3 separate regions of the Homo sapiens genome follow, and all the other regions are linked to region 1. A link is a loop called in an ENCODE intact Hi-C map of the cell type or tissue named here. Cell type or tissue: natural killer cell. All regions are shown on one strand. Each heading gives the region's core, and the rest is flanking DNA. Links, peaks and the distances in the headings are about the cores only. Region 1 overlaps PIP4K2A (phosphatidylinositol-5-phosphate 4-kinase type 2 alpha). Region 2 overlaps PIP4K2A (phosphatidylinositol-5-phosphate 4-kinase type 2 alpha). Region 3 overlaps PIP4K2A (phosphatidylinositol-5-phosphate 4-kinase type 2 alpha).

Region 1 (5,816 bases), core at 294-5,293:
TAAGATGGTGTGTCATACAAGTAGGCATCTAGTAAACACATGAAAGCATAACATTAAATGTATCAAATCTAGACCCAGGAGTACACGTCTTTTCAATATTCTGTGCAGGAAATATACATAAAGCACTTCTGTTTATAAAGAAGGAATGATTTCTTAAGAACTGTTTTCGTGACGGTTTGAGTTATGAGTTGAACTGGCCATCTTTTTCATGAAACAACACTTTTACTTGAAAGAACAACTGACAGTCTATGTTTATTTAGATCTGGGCATGTGACTGATGTTTGCTACAAAATGAATGAAGCTGCTAGGCTCCCCTGTATGCTGGGGTGCTTGCTACATGTGGTCATTTCACAGAAAACAACTGACAGGGCTTGTGGCCAGTGATAAAATTTGAGATTCCAAGTAAAAAACTGATTTTTAAAAAACTTATATCCACCATCCTGGGCCTGACCGCTTCCCAATATGTAAAAGACTTTTCTGATGACATTGGTGGTAACACTGTTATGACTTTTTGATACTGTATAATGAAATGTGTCAATATTTGGAAGAGTCAAATAACTCAGTGAACCAATGTGTTCCAAATGGCAAGTGCATGCCTTGGCAAAATCACACATTCAAACAATGCATGCAAACCAATCAATGGATTTCGATGAAGAGTACAAAAAGTTCATTGATATGATTTCAGATTTCATAATGTAACTAAGCTTTGAGAAATTACCTCTTGTCAAGCTTTGGTGTAGTATCAAAGAAGAATATCTACAATTATCCAAAAAAGTTGTTAAAACATGCTTTAACAACTTTCCAAACTTCATTATTGTGTGAGTTCAGATTTTCTTCACATACTTCAGCGGCATAACACCACACAGACTGACAGCGGAATCAGACAGGACATTCCAACTATCTCACATTAAGTCAAGACATTACGGAGATTTGCAAAAATGTAAAACAATGCTACTTGTCTCATTCATGTTTTTGCTTTTGGAAAATAGTTATTTTTCATAAAAATGTTAACATGTAATGTTTTTCTCATTTTTAAAGAAACTACATATTCTAATATTTCTTATATTAATTTTTAATACTGTAAATATCCACAGACACAACTCACATCTGCAAAAGCTTTCGAGTGTCCTCTTGTAAGAGCGTGAAAGCGTTGAGACCAAAAAACTTGAGAACCAAATGTCAGAGACCAGAGTTTGGCAAACTTTTCTGCAAACAGTCAGTGGGTAAACGTTTTAGGCTTTGTGGTCCCAAATGGTCTCTGCGGTAACTACCAAACTCTGCCATTACAGTGCAAAAGCAGTAACAGACAATACAGAAACAAGGGGCATCGTGGTATTCCAATAAAAATGTATTTATAAAATTGGCCCAGCCAGCCGCGGTGGTTCATGCCTATAATCCCAGCACTTTGGAAGGCCAAGGTGGGTGGATTGCTTGAGCTCAGGAGTTCAAGATCAGCCTGGGCAACATGGTGAAATCCTGTCTCCACCAAAAAATACAAAAAATTAGCTGAGCATGGTGGTGCGTGCCTGTGGTCCCAGCTACGTGGGAGGACTGCTTGAGCCAGTGGGGCAGAGGTTGCCATGAGCCAAGATTGAGCCACTGCGCTCCAGACTGAGCAACAGAGGAAGACTCTTTCTCAAAAAAAAAAGAAAAGAAAAGAAAAAAAAGTCCCTCAAGTAGGATTTGGAATTCAGGAAAGTCATAGTTTTCCAACCCCTAACTTGAACATTCTCCCCTGAATTGGTGATACCAGAAGCCAGATTATGTCACTCCACTCTCAGAATTTCCAGGGGCCCCCCTTTATCTCCAAGCCTTTGAAATGGTCTCTGTACTTACAGTTCCCTCTGCCAGCAATATTCTTCCTCAGCTCATTTCCTCATCTCCTTCAAGTCTGCTCCAATGTCATCTTTCTCAGGGGAACCTTCCCTGACAGGACTATTTAAAACCCTCCCCCTCTTTAATTCTGTCTATAGCACTTACCACTTCTGGGTATGCTCTATGACTAACTTATCACTTTTACTTACTGCCTGTCTTTACCCACCAGAATGTCAGCTCCCCGAGTGCAGGTTTGGTTTGTTCATCCCATCACTTCCAGCATCTAGAACAGTGCCTGGTATGCAGTTGGCTGAATATTTAAGTAGATGTGATATCTCTAACATGTGCCAGTGTTTTTTGGTGAGGCCAGCAAGCACTTATTGCCTCACAGGAAGGAATACACTGCTACTTGTCTGGTAGCTTTAAGTGCTGAGCGGCTCCTAAGCATTTCTGATGATCAATGACAACATTTACAATGTAGAAGAGTAAGCTTGAGTTACTTTACAAAAATTCATAAAATCAGTCTCACCTTTAAGTCGTATTTCCTATACACAGACAAACGGTGGCTGAATACATTTCTTGTAACTATCACATATATTTCAACTCCATCAACATTAAGCCGGTACATGCCCAAGAACTGGGGAAGAAGGGTGATCCCATGACATTCCACTATGTACTGCATAGGAGAGAAAGAAAAAGGAAAAAAACATCCAATCAAAAGATTGCTTCCTTAGATGTAAAATACATACGCCTATGGTGTTCATACAAAGTGAAAACCTCCAGCCATTAGGGTCTTATTTACAGAAAATGACCACATTTGTACTGCTTACCAATCACATCTGTGTTCACCATCTCTACACAGAAAAGAAAATTCAATTTTATCTCCAAACAGATTTTTTTCCAACATTCCAAATGGAATTTGTATGGTCAAACCTTGGATATGATCGTGTAAGGCAAGAGGACATGTGACTATCTTTCTCAAATTCCTTTTAAGGGATATTACACTCCACCTAGCGCCTCTGTCTTCTACCCCCAAAGCCCTGACTACAAGGCTGAGGCAGAGCAACCTGGCTGCTAAAATAGCTTCTCTAACAGTGTTGAAGTCGAGATGAAAGAGGAAATTGTGGGGAGCCCAGTGTTAGAAGCTGGGAGGGCAGAGCTAAGCTTCTCAAGAGAGCAGGGGAGAAGGGGGCAACCCCTGTGACCATAGCACCCTCGCTCCTGCTCTGCCGGCAGATGGGGACTGCCTTGTCCCTGCTGGTTTCCACCAAGTTAACTGGACAAGCCCAGGGTTGACACCATTTCCGAGGAGAGTTGCAAAAAAAACACAACACGACCTTGGCTGTTTTTCATGACCAAACTCCAGAGGGCCACAAGATGGAGCCACTTCTCCCTGAGAGCAGATTTTCATAAAACGGGTCCCTCTGCACTTCCCAAAGGAAGCTTAGGTTTTCCTTCCTTTAAAATCATGGGGAAGTAATATTTCAAAAAAGCTCTATGTCCACTGACACGTGTGCAATCTCCAGGATAATAAACAGCATAAATGGTGAGATTCCATTACTGTAAACACCATACATGTTGGGCATATTCAGAGATGCTAATGATGCAATTGGAGGGAATTCTGATCCTTTTCTACTATACTGCTTGAATTTTTCATTTTCTGTTTTTTTTTTTTTTTACAATGAGCATTTTATAAAAAATACAAAAGTAATTAAAATGTCCTTTCAAACTTCTTAGTTGTAAATACTGTTAATAATCAATTCTGATAATATTTAACCACCTTAAGAATGAAAAAGTCTTTGGTTTTGATCATTAAAGATAAACAGCATTGGTACTTGATTCTGATTTTTGCCATCTAGAGTTTTGGCAAGTTTTAAAGATGCCTCTTCCCTTTCTTTTTTCTTATTGACAATAACTGAGCTATAAATTTTAATCTCATGTAATTCCTGAGTAGAGTTTCACCTTGTTATTTGAAATTAGATGAGTGAAACATTTTCTATTTCCTTTCAAAATATAATAAATTGAGTTTTGCTAATGCAAAACAGGCAGTAAATAGCCACTGGGTGAAAAGAAAATTTCTCACATCTGATCTAGAGAAATGAAAAGGGGTTCTTGGCCTCTGTAGAAAGGTGGTTGGATGGGCCTTCAAACATGGAGACTGAGGAAGTCTAGTCTCCACGTGCAGTAGAGAGAACGTAGGTTTGCGAGCCAGAAAGGTGTGTGTGTGTGTCCTGGCGCCTCCATTTACGAGCTGTGAGATCTTGGGCAAGTTACCAAATCACTCCACAGTTTAGCTTCATTTTCCAGAAAAAGAGCCTAATTCCTACCTTGAAGGTTGTTTTGAGGGTTACAGGTAAGAGTATGTCAAAATACTTCACACGGTGCTGTGTACTATACTATACTGAAGATGATAATGATTATTTTCATTCAAAACTCTGTTAAGAAATTTTAATGTTACACCTGTTTTGTGCTCCCAACTGACATACAGACATGTACTGAGTGGGGTCTGCTCCGAGGCAGTTATTTTTGAGGCCCACAAGACACAGTCCCTGCCCCAGGGGACACACCGATTTTGGTTTTGCTGCTCAACCCCTCACTGAGCTCCCATCACGAACTACCTTTACAGAATCCCGCCATTCCTCTCTGATTCAAGTTGCTGTGCAGAGCCACAGAAAGCTATGTCTCACAGCGACAAAGAACCATTATTCATGCTACAAATATGGTCAAGAAATCTTTTGAATATTATACAGCAAATCATTGACTAGTTGTCCCCCCTTAGGAAAAAACACCCATACAGATTACATTCTATACCTCCCCTACCTTAAACATTAGCTAAATTATTACACTGAAAAGAGACAGATCAAATCTGTCTACTTTGCCAGGCGCGGTGGCTCACGCCTGTAATCCCAGCACTTTTGGAGGCCAAGGCAGGTGGATCACGAGGTCAGGAGTCCAAGATCAGCCTGGCCAAGATGGTGATACCCCATCTCTACTAAAAATACAACAATTAGCTGGGTGTGGTGGTGCACACCCGTAATCCCAGCTACTCGGGAGGCTGAGGCAGAAGAACTACTTGAACCCAGGAGGCGGAGGTTTCAGTGAGCCGAGATCGTGCCACTGTACTCCAGCCTAGGTGACAGAGCAAGACGCCATCTCAAAAAAAAAACAAAAAAGAAAAAAAAAGTCTGTCTACTTTATCAGCAAGTCTACACACAGTTGTTCTCAAACGTATGGCTCACTTATGGGGCTCCTTGATGAATACCTAAAACTCCTGAGGATATAAACATGTACAAACCCACAAGTCATACCAAAGTTTATCTATTAGATTCGAGTACTGCCAAGCTGCAGGTGATATCAAAGGTTTAGAAAGCATTAATGGGTTAAAATTTTGCAGTAGAGAAAATTATACCTATTAACTGAATTTCTGGGGGGAAGCACTGGGAAAAGGGCACACTGCTGCATTTCAGTGGAGGAACATTTAACTGGGTCTGTGAATGCCTGGGCTAGGAACCTCTGTTCTCTAGCACGATGCGCTGTTGTAGGCAGATGTTGACACAAAGAGACCTGAATGAGAATCCTGGTGGATTCTCCCAGTTGACCCAGAGAATGCTGAGCACAAACTCGTAACACCAGCGGGTGTTAACTCCAAGGATTCCTACACACACCAGCTGCTGGAGGTCAGCCCTGAACCAGGGAGACTGTAGATTTACAGCTACAGCTTTAGCCGGGGTCTCACGAGCCTCAGCCACCTTACACAGCTAAGAGCCCTCCCGGTCCAGCTCCGTGTTCATTACCTGTGTGACCTTGGGACAGTTATTCAACCTCTTGGTCTGCATTTGGAAACTGGGAGGTAATAATAGTACTTAACGATTAAATGAGTTAGTTATAAAGTTTTTAGAACAAAGCCTGGTGCATAAAAAGTAGTATGGAAGTGTTATCTATCTTTTGAACCTTTTCCATTTTTATTAAACCTCAAAACCCCCTCATCACTCTCAATATTC
Region 2 (5,816 bases), core at 593-5,592, 72 kb after region 1:
CCAACAAAGTCTCTGTGGTCCAGGTAAGAGAAGGAAATTGGTCTTGTTCATTCTAACCTCCAACAATCTTCAGACCTTCCTAGATAGTAATTCATGTATTTTAGCTTCATTCCTGCCAAGAAGTTTTCTTTTGTCAATGTAAACATCTCTGATTACATCTTAAGTCTCTTTCCTCTAGTCTGTCTGCTGTGGAGATGAGGAGAAGCTCATCACGCTCCTGAATATGAGACCTGGGATTACCTGCCTATTTCATTAAGCAATTTTCAAAAGGCTCCAGCACCAAGGAGGAGGAGTGGAAACACCTAGTTCTCCCTGTGGGTGATGGACACCTCATCAGGATGGGGACAGACTGAGGACTTGGCTCCTGGAGCTCCAGTTTTCCCAACTCCAAGTCTCGGGCCCCTTCTTCCCACCCATCTCCTCATCCCTCTCTCACCAATTACTAACTCCCTTGTCTACAGTTTGCCAGACTACATCCTATGGGCAAATCTGGCCGCTGGCTGCTTTTGTCAATAACGTTTTATTGGAACAGAGCCAGGCCCATTGATTTGTGTTATCTATGGCTGTGTTCGTGCTATGATAGAAGTTTGAGTCACTGACAGAAACTGTATGGCCTAAATACAGTGCCTAAAATACTTACTGTCTTTTTGCAGAAAAAGTTTGCTCACCCTTAGATCTGTCTTAGGAAGGCAGATTAATCCCACCAGGCCTTCCATCCCTGTTTAATTCAGATGTTACAAGAATTCTAGCCACCAGCTCGCTCCATTCCCCTCCAAAGATTGCCTAACCTGACCCAGTTGACCTGAACCTTTGCCATCCCAGGCCCCCAAATCCCTCCATGGGGCTCTCCAAGAGTCATAATTTCTCATCAGCAAAAATTAACCTAACGCTGAACCTTTATCTTTTCATGCCAGCCAAATTCTGATTGTCCCCAAGGACCACACTTCCCTTGCAGCCCCCCTCAAGTATTTTTTTCTTCTGCGCAGGAACCACAGAACCAGAAGATGGGGTAGGTGCCTTGTGCTCCTCCTGACCAATCCCACACCCCCATTCCCTCCTCCTCCCTGAAGCGGTCATCCCCTCTGAAGCACCTACCATCACATTACACCACGCCTCTGCCTCTTGGAAGGCTCCTGGCCACTTCCCCTTCCCTTGGAGGGTTTATCATCCTCCAGAACCCAGCCTGCCCCACCATCTGCAGTGCAATGGCTCTCAGTTTTTAAAACATTTCTAGCCCTAATCTCTCCACTGAATTCTAAACTCCTGCTAATCACCATCCCCAGCTGGATCTCTAACAAGCATCCCCAAAACTAAACAACACGTAAATATGAAGTCCTGTTCTCCCCTGGCCTGCAACCAGCTCCTGCTCACCCCTCCCTCTCTCAGCCAGTGGGACCTCCACGCACAGAGTAGCACCTCCATGCACAGAGTAGCTTGGGCCCAAACTCCCGGAGTTGACTCTGACTCCCCTCTCACCCTGCAGTCAAGTCTTCAGCAAATCTGTGGGCTCTTTATTCAAAACATGCCCCAAATCAGCCACTTCTCTCCACCACTGCCTCTCTCTTCAAAGCCATCAGCATGATTCTGCAGATGGCGGCAAAGCCTCCTGGGAGGTCTTGGCTTATCAGTTCCACACCTTGCAGCCCAGGGCATCCTATGCAGAACATCAAGCTAATTATTTCACATCCCTGCCCAACTCCTCTACAAGTCCTCACCTTGGCTAAACTCCTGCCTGGTTTGCCCATGGCTAGTCCGTCAGGCTTCGGTCCCCACCTCACTTCCCAGTCTCTCACCTCAAGTCTCCTCTCAAATGCCACCTTAGCAGATGGGGCTCCCCTCACCACCCTATCCAGATGGCACCCACCACTCTAATCTCCTTCCCTAGCACTTGGTAGCACCTGACCTGACAACTTACTTTGTTCATTTTTAACATTTTCTCTCCGCCTCCTAGAATGTAAGACAGGACAGTAGGGATCTAGTCTGTGTGTCTATTTTTTCCCTAGTGTGTATCTTCTAGGACCTACACTTGTGCCAGGTAATTAGTGGACAGGCCATAAATATTCAATAAATAAATGAACTAAATGAACCAACCAAGTCACCATTATTTGTTTCATGGCAACTTGCCCTAACTGGAGAAGAAAAAGAACTGCTTCGGTTAATTTCCAGATACTCCTAGAAATTCCCAATCCATAAGAGTCAGTAAATTCGCAAGACAGTTTTCTAAGACTTACTGCCTACCCCCTTCCCCCTATGCTGGGGACTTACTAAAAGAGCAAAGAAATATTAAACTATCAGGTAGAACCAAATCACTATAATTGGTCAGAATTGACTTTTAAAATACCAAAATTTTGATCTTTTAAAATTTTGATTCTCCACACTAGGTTGAAGCAACTCATTTTGAAAACGCAATTTTTTTAAATGGGTGACGATGACAAAAAAATATTAATGCTCACGTATAACACCACTAGTGTGTCTGGTTAGTTATTAAAAATGAATTAGGGCCAGCCACGATGGCTCACGCCCATAATCCCAGCACTTTGGGAGGCTGAGGTGAGGGGATTACCTGAGCCCAGGAGTTTCAGACCAGCTTGAGCAACATAGTGAGACCCTGTCTCTACAAAACATTTTAAAAATTAGCCAGCCATGGTGGCAGGACCTGTAGTCCCAGCTACTCGGGAGGCTGAGATGGAAGCATCACTTGAGCCTGGGAGTTTCAGGTTGCAATGAGATACGATTGCACCACTGTGCTCCAGTTCTGGGTAACAGAGAAAGATTCTATTTCTTTAAAAAAAAAAAAAAAAGAAAAGAAAAGAAAAGAAAGAAAAAGATTAGTTTTGAAGGAATGAAAACAAGTAGAATACTGTAAACTTTGTTAAAGTAACAAGTGGAAAATGTCTTGAAAAACATGAAGATAGTACTTAATTTTTTTTTTTTTTTCTGAGACAGGGTCTCACTCAGGGACTCAGACAGGGTCTACACTCCAAGCTGGTGAGATCTCAGCTCAGGGCTCATTGCAGCCTGGACCTCCTGGACTCAGTTGATCCTCCCACCTCAGCCTCCTGAGTAGCTGGGACTACAGGTACGAGCCAACACACCAGCTAATCTACTTATTTATTTGTATTAATTTTTTTATTTTTTGTAGAGACGGGGTCTCCCTATGTTGCCCAGGCTGGTCTGGAACTCCTGGGCTCAAGAGATCCACCGATCTTGGCGTCCCAAAGTGCTGGGATTATAGGTGTGCGCCACTGTGCCCAGCCTAATAATATAATTAACTCAGGTAAACCATTTTTAATTTCATGATCAATCTGCCTGAGAAAAGGGGTCAGCCTGGCAGTGCACAGTAACAGATGAACAAAGAAGACTACATCTGAAAGACAACTTTCCTACAGACACAAGGAAGAAAACAGGCTTCTCTGCTTTCTGTAGGCAGGTACTTTGGTCACCAAGAACCCACCTTTGGGGATGTGATGTGCCTCTCGATGAAGACATTGCTTGTCCCTAAAGTTGGCTGGAGAATGAGACAAGAGGAATAGAGAAAGGGAGATTAAGATTTCCTTGGACTTTTGTCTATAGTCTTACTTTTAAAAATAATTCTCATGGCCTTTTGCTGCATTTTTATTCTTTCCTTTCACACAAGAGAGCTTATCAACAGCTCTGACAGCTCATTTCGTATTTGGTTTCTGGTTATCTTGTACTCATCTAATAGGTGGTAGTGGTGGTTTTCAGTTCACACATTTTTCTTACAAACAGCCTTGCTCTCTGAAAAGACAGGAAGCAGACTAGTATGGATGGCAAAAAAAACACAAAAATCAAGACCACCCTTACTTCTGCTGAGAATAGTTGTTTAGAAGGCTAATTTGGTTATCAGAGAGTAAAAGCCACAGTATACAACCTGCGTTTGTAACTTGGGAGGGACACTTTGTCTTCCCTTTCTGAAGGCAAGCCAAAGTGGGCCCCAGGATCTCCAGTGGGGAGCACTGTTGTTTGCACCCACCTGTGGAGTCTGAGAGTCAGGACTGTCTTAAAGACAAAGTTTATCTAGTTAGATCCTTCTTAAGATAGGTTGGCTGATATATCCTTTTCCTTAATTACTACTTTCTATTGTATGCATATTAAGTAGAACTCTAATGCTTCCTTCAGCAAAAACTCTTCAAGACAAAACAAAACAAAAAACAAAACAAAACAAAACAAAACAAAAAAAAACAAACCAGGATGCAAGCTGACTAGGCTGTCAACCTGGCTGATCCATGGGTGTTTTCTCTCACTGAAACAAACAGAATTGTTTACTTCTACTACAAAGTTTTTTCAAAGAAAGATGGAAAGCTGCTTTTTAAATGAGGCTTTATTGCTCTCTGGCCAAAGCAGAATAGGAAATGCAAGGCTTCGTAACTACTATTATTATTACTCTCATTATTTCATGGGCTTTAAGTTGCCTATTAAAAGTGTGTATGTGTGCCCATGTGCCATTTTTGGTAGCAAGATACAGGGTAGGAGAATCAAATTCTAAGTCTCATCAGACAATTCAGTATCTAGTCTCTAAATACTGTGTGTGTGTGTGTATGTGTGTGTGTGTGTGCACGCGCGTGTGCGTGTGTTTTCAAGCTCTGTCTTAAAGCAAATATGTTAACTATTTTGTGAAAGGCTTGTGGGACCAGAGGAGGAGGCAGGGAAGCAGATAAGAAAGTGAAAGGACCGAGGTGGAGAAAAACAGGCTCTCCTGGGATTTGATGGCAGAGGCATCCCATCTTAAACACCATCAGAGAGTCATGAGATCTACACAACATGGACAACAATAACATAGGCCACAACAGTAACTCAATCTGCATTCAACAACATGGAAAAACAAAGTGACTGGTGTGATAGATGACATGAAACACTCTCCTCCCAATCAGCTATCACATCTTTGTTCCAAGTAACAAGGAAAAGGCCTCAGAAAGGTCACAGAAGACAGGATTGTGGGGACTTTCTTCACATCAGGTCCACTGGGGAAGTGGCATATTAAACCACAGTAAATGACCCAATGAAAACAGGCTACTGGCAACAAGTACATGCAAGCGACCCTTTGGGATTTTACACGGCAGAAAACTCACCATTAGCCCTGGAAGCAGAGAGCTGGGAAAAACAAAAGAAAAACAATGTGTGAAAAGAAATAAGATCTTCCAAGAAAAGCATTTAGAAGATAAAAATAAAACATCGACAACATCTCAGCCACTGGATCTCTACTTTTGTTATCTAAAGACCTTCCTGAATCCTTTCCTACGTCTACCCATTCTTCAAGGCTGTTCAGACTTTATTTCCTTCCTCCTCAAAGCCTTCCTGGAATATTCAAGCCCTGACTTATCTTCCTTCCAGTCTCTGTCCTTTCAGAGTTAACACAAAATTCACTCTGTTTAAATATACAGTTTTCTCTCTTCTTTCCTGCAAAGGTTGTATCTTAAAATATGCTAAGTAAAAAGAAAAAAAAAGTACCAAATAATGAGTGAGAATATGTACAGAAAATATTCAGACAACCAAAAAACTCAATTAAGGACGGTGTGGGGAGAGTTAATTCCTTAAGTCTGCTTAGTAGTTACTCTGTGACTCCTTTATTAGCTGACATTAAATGGCCCTCTGGTTATTACAGTATCAAAGAAGAGGAAAAGTAATCTGAAGAATATTTCTTCCATGGGACAACTTCATTATTATTCTTCAATTTTTATGAATGTCTTTGAAAATCTTTAACCACTTGTTACAGATAATGAATATTTTGCCTTTTCCAAGTATTTTCCTCAGACTGGAAAACACTCTTCCTGTCATTTCATACTATCTCTGATTTT
Region 3 (5,816 bases), core at 226-5,225, 56 kb after region 1:
GCTCATCAAGAATGTGAAAGAAATACTGAAAATAGACCTGCATTTGTTTAACCAAAAGCTAATATGTAATAAAAAAAAAAAAAAAAAAAAAAAAAAAAAAAAAAAAAAAAGATAAGGAAAGCCACTGGCTGTGGCTTTGTACAAACCTGCTGGGATACATGACACATTGTGCTTTCATTGCTGCCACCTCACCATGCAAGGGCTTTGCCTGTGTGCAAGGTCTTTTACTGTCAAATTTAAGAATCCCCATGATATTCTTTATTTGAGGACTCTAGTAATTTCTTATGTAAAGACAGTCTAGGGAGAATGTAAGAATATAAGCATTAGCTGTCACAACAGGATAAAACACAATTTTTCCTAATGAGAGAAAAGTTGGCCTATGGTTGTCATTATTCCCTACAATATTACAGCTACCTTAAGGGTGGGGACTAGATCTATTCATTTTTGCACACTTGGTACATCCCAGGAACCAACTACAAGAAACAGTTGTTGACCAAATTTTAAACTCATTCCCTGGGTTATAAACTTTTAAAGTGATTTTACTATTATATCTAGCAAAGAAAAATCCTGATATTCATAATGATCTCTCAGAAACCCAAAAGCTACAATGCCAATGATTAAGTTTCTGTTTACCAAGTTACCAAAGTTTAGACTGATTAAACACAAGATGACTTACTAAAAGATTATTTTACTGGCATAAAATAAATTCAATAAAATATTCTCCACAGACTAATTCCACCAGCCAAGCAATTTTTGAAGAAGTTGTTTGTTTTTGTAAATGTGCACAGCATCTCAAACTTATAAATGTTCATATCCATTATTTAAGTCCTTTTTATAGTATGAATCTTGATCGTTAGAAAAAGTCTCAAAAATCACAGAAAAAATTGTACCCTAAATGCTTTAAATTGTTGCTGTATACTCAGGAAACAGTAACGTCAACGAAGAGTCAAACTCTGTAATGTGAAGAGGTTTATTGTGAGCCAAATATGAGTGACCAACGGCTCATGACAGAGCCTTCAGGAAATCTTAAGAACATGTGCCCAAGGAGGCTGGGGCAGAGCCTAGTTTCACACATTTTAGGGAGACATGAGATATCAGATACACGTAAGATTCACATTGGTTAGGACATCTTGAAGCAGGGGAAGGCAGGCCTTCCAGGTCATAGGTAGATTGAAAAATTTTCTGATTGGCAACTGGTTCAAAGAGTTATTCTATAGAAAGCAATGTCTGAGTTAGGATAAGGGGTTTTGGAAACCAAGGGTATATCATGCAGATGAAGCCTTCAGGTAGCAAGCTTCAGAAAGAACAGACTGTAAATGCTTCTTATCAGACTTAAGATCTGTGTTGAGGTTAATGCTGGTTGGCTTCTCCTGAATTCCAAAAGGGAAAATGGTAGAATGAGGCATGTCCAACCCCCTCTTCCATCATGGCCTGAACACGTTTTTCAGGTTAACTTTGGAACACCCTTGGCCTACAGGAGGGGTCCGTTCAGATGGTTTGGGGACCTCAGAATTTTGTTTTTGGTTTACATAACTCTCCTTGCTAAAAAAATCCAAAACAACAATTTTCTCTCTTATTTCCACATGATTTGTTGACAGCCCATCAAACAGAACAATTTACCAGAAACTTAATAATGCTTAAGGATTATTAAGCTTTAATATACAAACACTTTTAAATTCACTGCCTCTAAACATACACTATTGAAACCTTAAAAATGACAGGATGGCTATTAAAAGCATGCTTCATTTAATATTTTACTTTTATGTGGTTAAAGGTCCACCATACTTGCATTCTTTTCAAAAATGTGGAAGCCTAAAGCACTCACTAGACCTATGATTCTAAGACAACTGCAGTCATACCTCGAGTCATACTGCAATTGGCAGAGGATGCTAGAATGGAATGACAATTTTTATTTCGAGGAAAGCAATCTATGCTAACTATAAAATAAGTTGTCCTTTTAAAAGAAAACAAAGTTCTGTATTATAATTAAAAAAATCAAGAGTGACTTTAAAGTAATATATAAACAACACTGAAGATAAATTTAAAATACAAATAATGACATATACTAAAAGTAAAATTCCAGGTGGTTTACTATTTCCACTGAGGAGGTAGAGCTAACCCCATCAGAACTTTAGGAAATGTCATTTTCCTAACTTGTTGACTAAATTAGCTAAATCAGTTTCACTAGTTTTCTCTTACCCTTTTTAACACTCTAGAGGAAATATATTTCCTATTCCAACCAAAGACAACCCAGTCTTTGCTGTAGTTTTTGTTTTTATTAGCACATGTAGATACATGATACATGTGATAATAAAAGTGTTCAATTCTAAAGAAGGAGTGAGCAGGGGAGCCCTCCTTTCTATAAGATGTCTTCAAAACAGGATTAAGAAAAAAAGATATTTTACTTTCACTAGATGACAAAAGGAAGCGGTATTAGATGTTCTCCAAAAATGTCTTTGGTTGACTGGACTAGCTACAAGATGCTCTCTGTATTTCTCAAGAAGTTTCCATCTGACTCCAAAAGCACACCCAAGGCCAGGCGCAGTAGCTCATGCTTGTAATCCCAGCATGTTGGGAAGGCCAAGGAGGGAAGACGCTTAAGGTCAGGAGTTTTAACACCAGCCTGTGAAACACAGGGCGACTTCATGACTACAAAAAAAAAAAAAAAGCCAGGTATGGTGGCATGCACTTGTGGTCCCAGTTATTTGGAGGGCTGGGGTTTCATATCAAACAGCCTTTTTGTTTGATATGAAGCTGGTAATGATACAATGCCATTTCCTCCACCTAATTTCCATAATGATTTACACTGTCCCTGATGATCACCATAACAGTTTAATCATGTGGTTTATATTTTTTCCTCTAGCCCTATGTTTTAAAGATTGTTTCAAGTGCTCTGCTTTGTAGCTATTCAGAATATAAGTAGCTACTTAGATGTTAAAATACAGAATTACTAGATGACTGTTAAAAACATGACTAGATAGGAATCATCTTTCTTATACATGAAATGGGGATTTTTACAACGAAAACTGCTTTCCCTTGTAGATGTGAATCCACCAAGTCAGCAGGTTCTAGAACTGCTGTATTTATCTGCCTTACAGCAGTGACCCAACCGTTCTGTTTTTAGACATTAGCAAATATATGATTATCAGCAAAACTTCAGAATGAGCCACAAAGGGTAACAAACTCAAAAACTTGAGCAACAGCAGAATTCATATTCTGTTAAGTTTTGGTTTCAAAATCCCCAACAGTCCTCTAAAGCTGGGACAGGATATGCAAATTGCAGGGATGACTCACCATCTATCAATTACTACAACATACTTGGGTTCTGGGTCCTCTCACCTTCCATCATCATCCACCCAATTAAGCCAGCAGACTCAGGCAAGGTTTGACACATCAATTCTCTTATTCTTCTTACAAGACTAAATACTAATGGACAGGAACATGGCAACAGGGACAAGAGAGTAGGTAGGAACTAAAATGACAGCTTCTCGCGATCAGGAGCCAAGTCATGCACCCTGCCCAGAAAGCAGCACAACAGGCCACACACGGTATACTAACACACCACAGGATACGACGTTCAGTTTTACTTTGTATTGATGGTCAATACAGAGTTTCTTTGCTTTAGCAATAATCCCTCTTCCAAATATTTTTTAATAACCTTTTTGTAAATAGTGATAATAACAGACTGTAACTGTCATGGGCTCAATGTTTTTGTCTCCCCCAAATTCCTACAATGCAACCCTAACCTCGAGTGTGACTTTGTTTGGAGATGGGGCCCTTAGGAGGTATTTAAGGCTAAATGAGTTCATCAGGGTGGGCCCTGATCTGATGGAATTAATGTCCTTTTAAGTACAGACACCAAAGAGCTCAATGCCCCCATCCCCAGCCCAGGCCCACCATGTGAGGACAGGGGCAGAAGGTGGTCATCTGCAGGCCAGAAAGAGACCCCTCACCAGAAACCGAACCCTGTCAGAACCCTGATCTTGAACTTTCCAGCTTCCAGAACTGGGAGATAATAAGTATCTGTTATTTAAGCCGTCCAACTGATGGCATTTTGGTGGTGGGTCTAAGCAGACTAATACAGTAGCCATAGAATAAGAATCTATGATTTCACGTTCTATGGAAGAAGAGGAAACTCTTCCTTACAGTACAATTTCAACTATGTAGAAGGAATAATGAAAATTAAAAAATCAGCAATTTGCAAATACCACAGTAATAACTGTTACACATTAAGAATCAGCAATAAATGTTCAATTTTTTTGAGCAAAAGTATGCTGAGAAACAGGATATTTACACAATCTCTAAGTATCTCCCACAACATACTTAAGAACAAAGGGAAACAACAGTGACTTAACAGTGGAGAGAGCTGACACTGACATCACCGTAACCAACTGACCAGAGTCAACAGCTTCAGTGATGAGATCAGTGGACATCACGCGCCTTCTGATACGTGCGCTGAGATGGACACAACACTAACGCTCTGGTATTCTCGTGAAAACTGCATAATGAATGTAATCATTAGGAAGCAAGCTCTCGGTGAGAGCCATTCTACAAAATAACCAGTCTTCATGAAAAGTGTAAAGGTCATGATAGACAAAGACAGGAAATAGTCCAGATTAAAGGAGACTAAGAGACATGACAACCAAATGCATCAGGTGATCCTGGACAAGAAAGAAAACAAAAGTGGAATGAGTGCGGAAATGTAAATAAGAGCTTTCTATTATTACGCAGTCATCTTGTATCAGTGTTAGTTTCCTCATATTCATAACTGTACTATTTGTTATATAAGATGTTAGCATCTGGGTGAAGGCCATATGGGAGTTCTTTGTATTATTTTTGCTACATTTTTATGTCTGAAATTGTTTCAAAATGAAAATAAAAACAAACATTAAAATGGTATTTTTAGTATAGTATGTACAACATTGTTTTTCTCCCTAATAATCTGCACCATCCTTACTAAAGTTGACAAGTTGGTGTTAGCTGGATTTGTCATTTTTATGCCACAAAATGCACCTTACATACAATTAATTGGAGTATTTCTCTCACACCCCACTGGGATAAGCAATGTCATCTGCTCTATTCCATGTGCAAGAAGCATGACCTCCGGTGTAGGCCACCAGGCACACTCATATCCCTGGCACCTAGCTCAGTGCCCCTTCATTGTTATTTTTTAATTTTACTCCATGACCTGCTGAACCAGCTAAGAATCTCTAGAGCTTATTTTGAAATAAAAATTATGGGGAAAAAAGGTAGGGGGAAATAGGACATAATATATTCTTGACTCTCTTACATTATCAAATTTGATGGATAATTTCCAATCAAAAGAAAAAAATATCTTACTTGTAGGAAGCGGTTGAGTTTCATATTTTGTTTTATATTCTTTGGTTTTCTATTTGTATGGCCCCTTTTCATCCTCAACATTCATCATTTCAAAAAATGGCCCATAACAATACATCACTAAGGCTAACTTTTATTTAAGGCTTAGTATACATCGGGTATCTGCTAACCACCCCAATAGCCTCCCATGTAACCACCTTAACCCTGTGAAATGGGCACAACTATTACACAGCCCCCCTCTTTACAGTAGGAAAGCAGAGGCTGAGTTAAGTGATGGCTCAAGGTCACAGAGACCTTTGCATGGCGCAGGGGATTCAGATCTGGGCAACACAGCTCCAGAACCTGGGCTCTTGGCCATGGCTCTCAACTGCCTCTTGTTTTATAAACACATAAATAAATGAAAGGGACATAATTTTTTAAAAGAAAAAGAAAAACCTGCTCAACTACTTAAAGTAGCCGGAGGGAAAGCTGCTTACGAG

Evidence for each region. A loop is a pair of places that touch in the nucleus more often than their neighbours do. Peaks named below come from ENCODE experiments on the same cell type or tissue, not always from the same donor. Only the 100,000 strongest peaks of a DNase experiment are listed, where the experiment ranks them.
Region 2: it touches region 1 in a loop (2.8-fold over the local background); 3 of 110 quality-filtered maps call a loop at or near these places.
Region 3: a loop joins it to region 1, with 2.6 times the contacts of the local background. A loop is called at or near these places in 2 of 110 quality-filtered maps.

Annotation. Positions count from the first base shown.
Region 1 is chr10:22,570,967-22,576,782 of GRCh38, forward strand. It overlaps PIP4K2A (phosphatidylinositol-5-phosphate 4-kinase type 2 alpha), which reads right to left. Exons shown (of 10, transcript NM_005028.5): 5 at 2,345-2,491. Among named protein-coding and RNA genes, the nearest start is that of LINC03027, 140 kb to the left of the region's middle. In natural killer cell, for the core only: CTCF peaks have their summits at 3,212 (motif pointing right) and 3,417; DNase peaks (open chromatin) are centred at 2,955 and 3,165; H3K27ac peaks cover 2,050 bases.
Region 2 is chr10:22,642,765-22,648,580 of GRCh38, forward strand. The region is part of intron 1 of PIP4K2A (phosphatidylinositol-5-phosphate 4-kinase type 2 alpha); the gene reads right to left. Among named protein-coding and RNA genes, the nearest start is that of PIP4K2A, 69 kb to the right of the region's middle. In natural killer cell, for the core only: no CTCF peak of the experiment used is centred there; DNase peaks (open chromatin) are centred at 3,717 and 4,587; H3K27ac peaks cover 5,000 bases.
Region 3 is chr10:22,627,522-22,633,337 of GRCh38, forward strand. All of the region lies in intron 1 of PIP4K2A (phosphatidylinositol-5-phosphate 4-kinase type 2 alpha), which reads right to left. Among named protein-coding and RNA genes, the nearest start is that of PIP4K2A, 84 kb to the right of the region's middle. In natural killer cell, for the core only: no CTCF peak of the experiment used is centred there; DNase peaks (open chromatin) are centred at 2,630, 3,300 and 4,668; H3K4me3 peaks cover 866 bases; H3K27ac peaks cover 5,000 bases.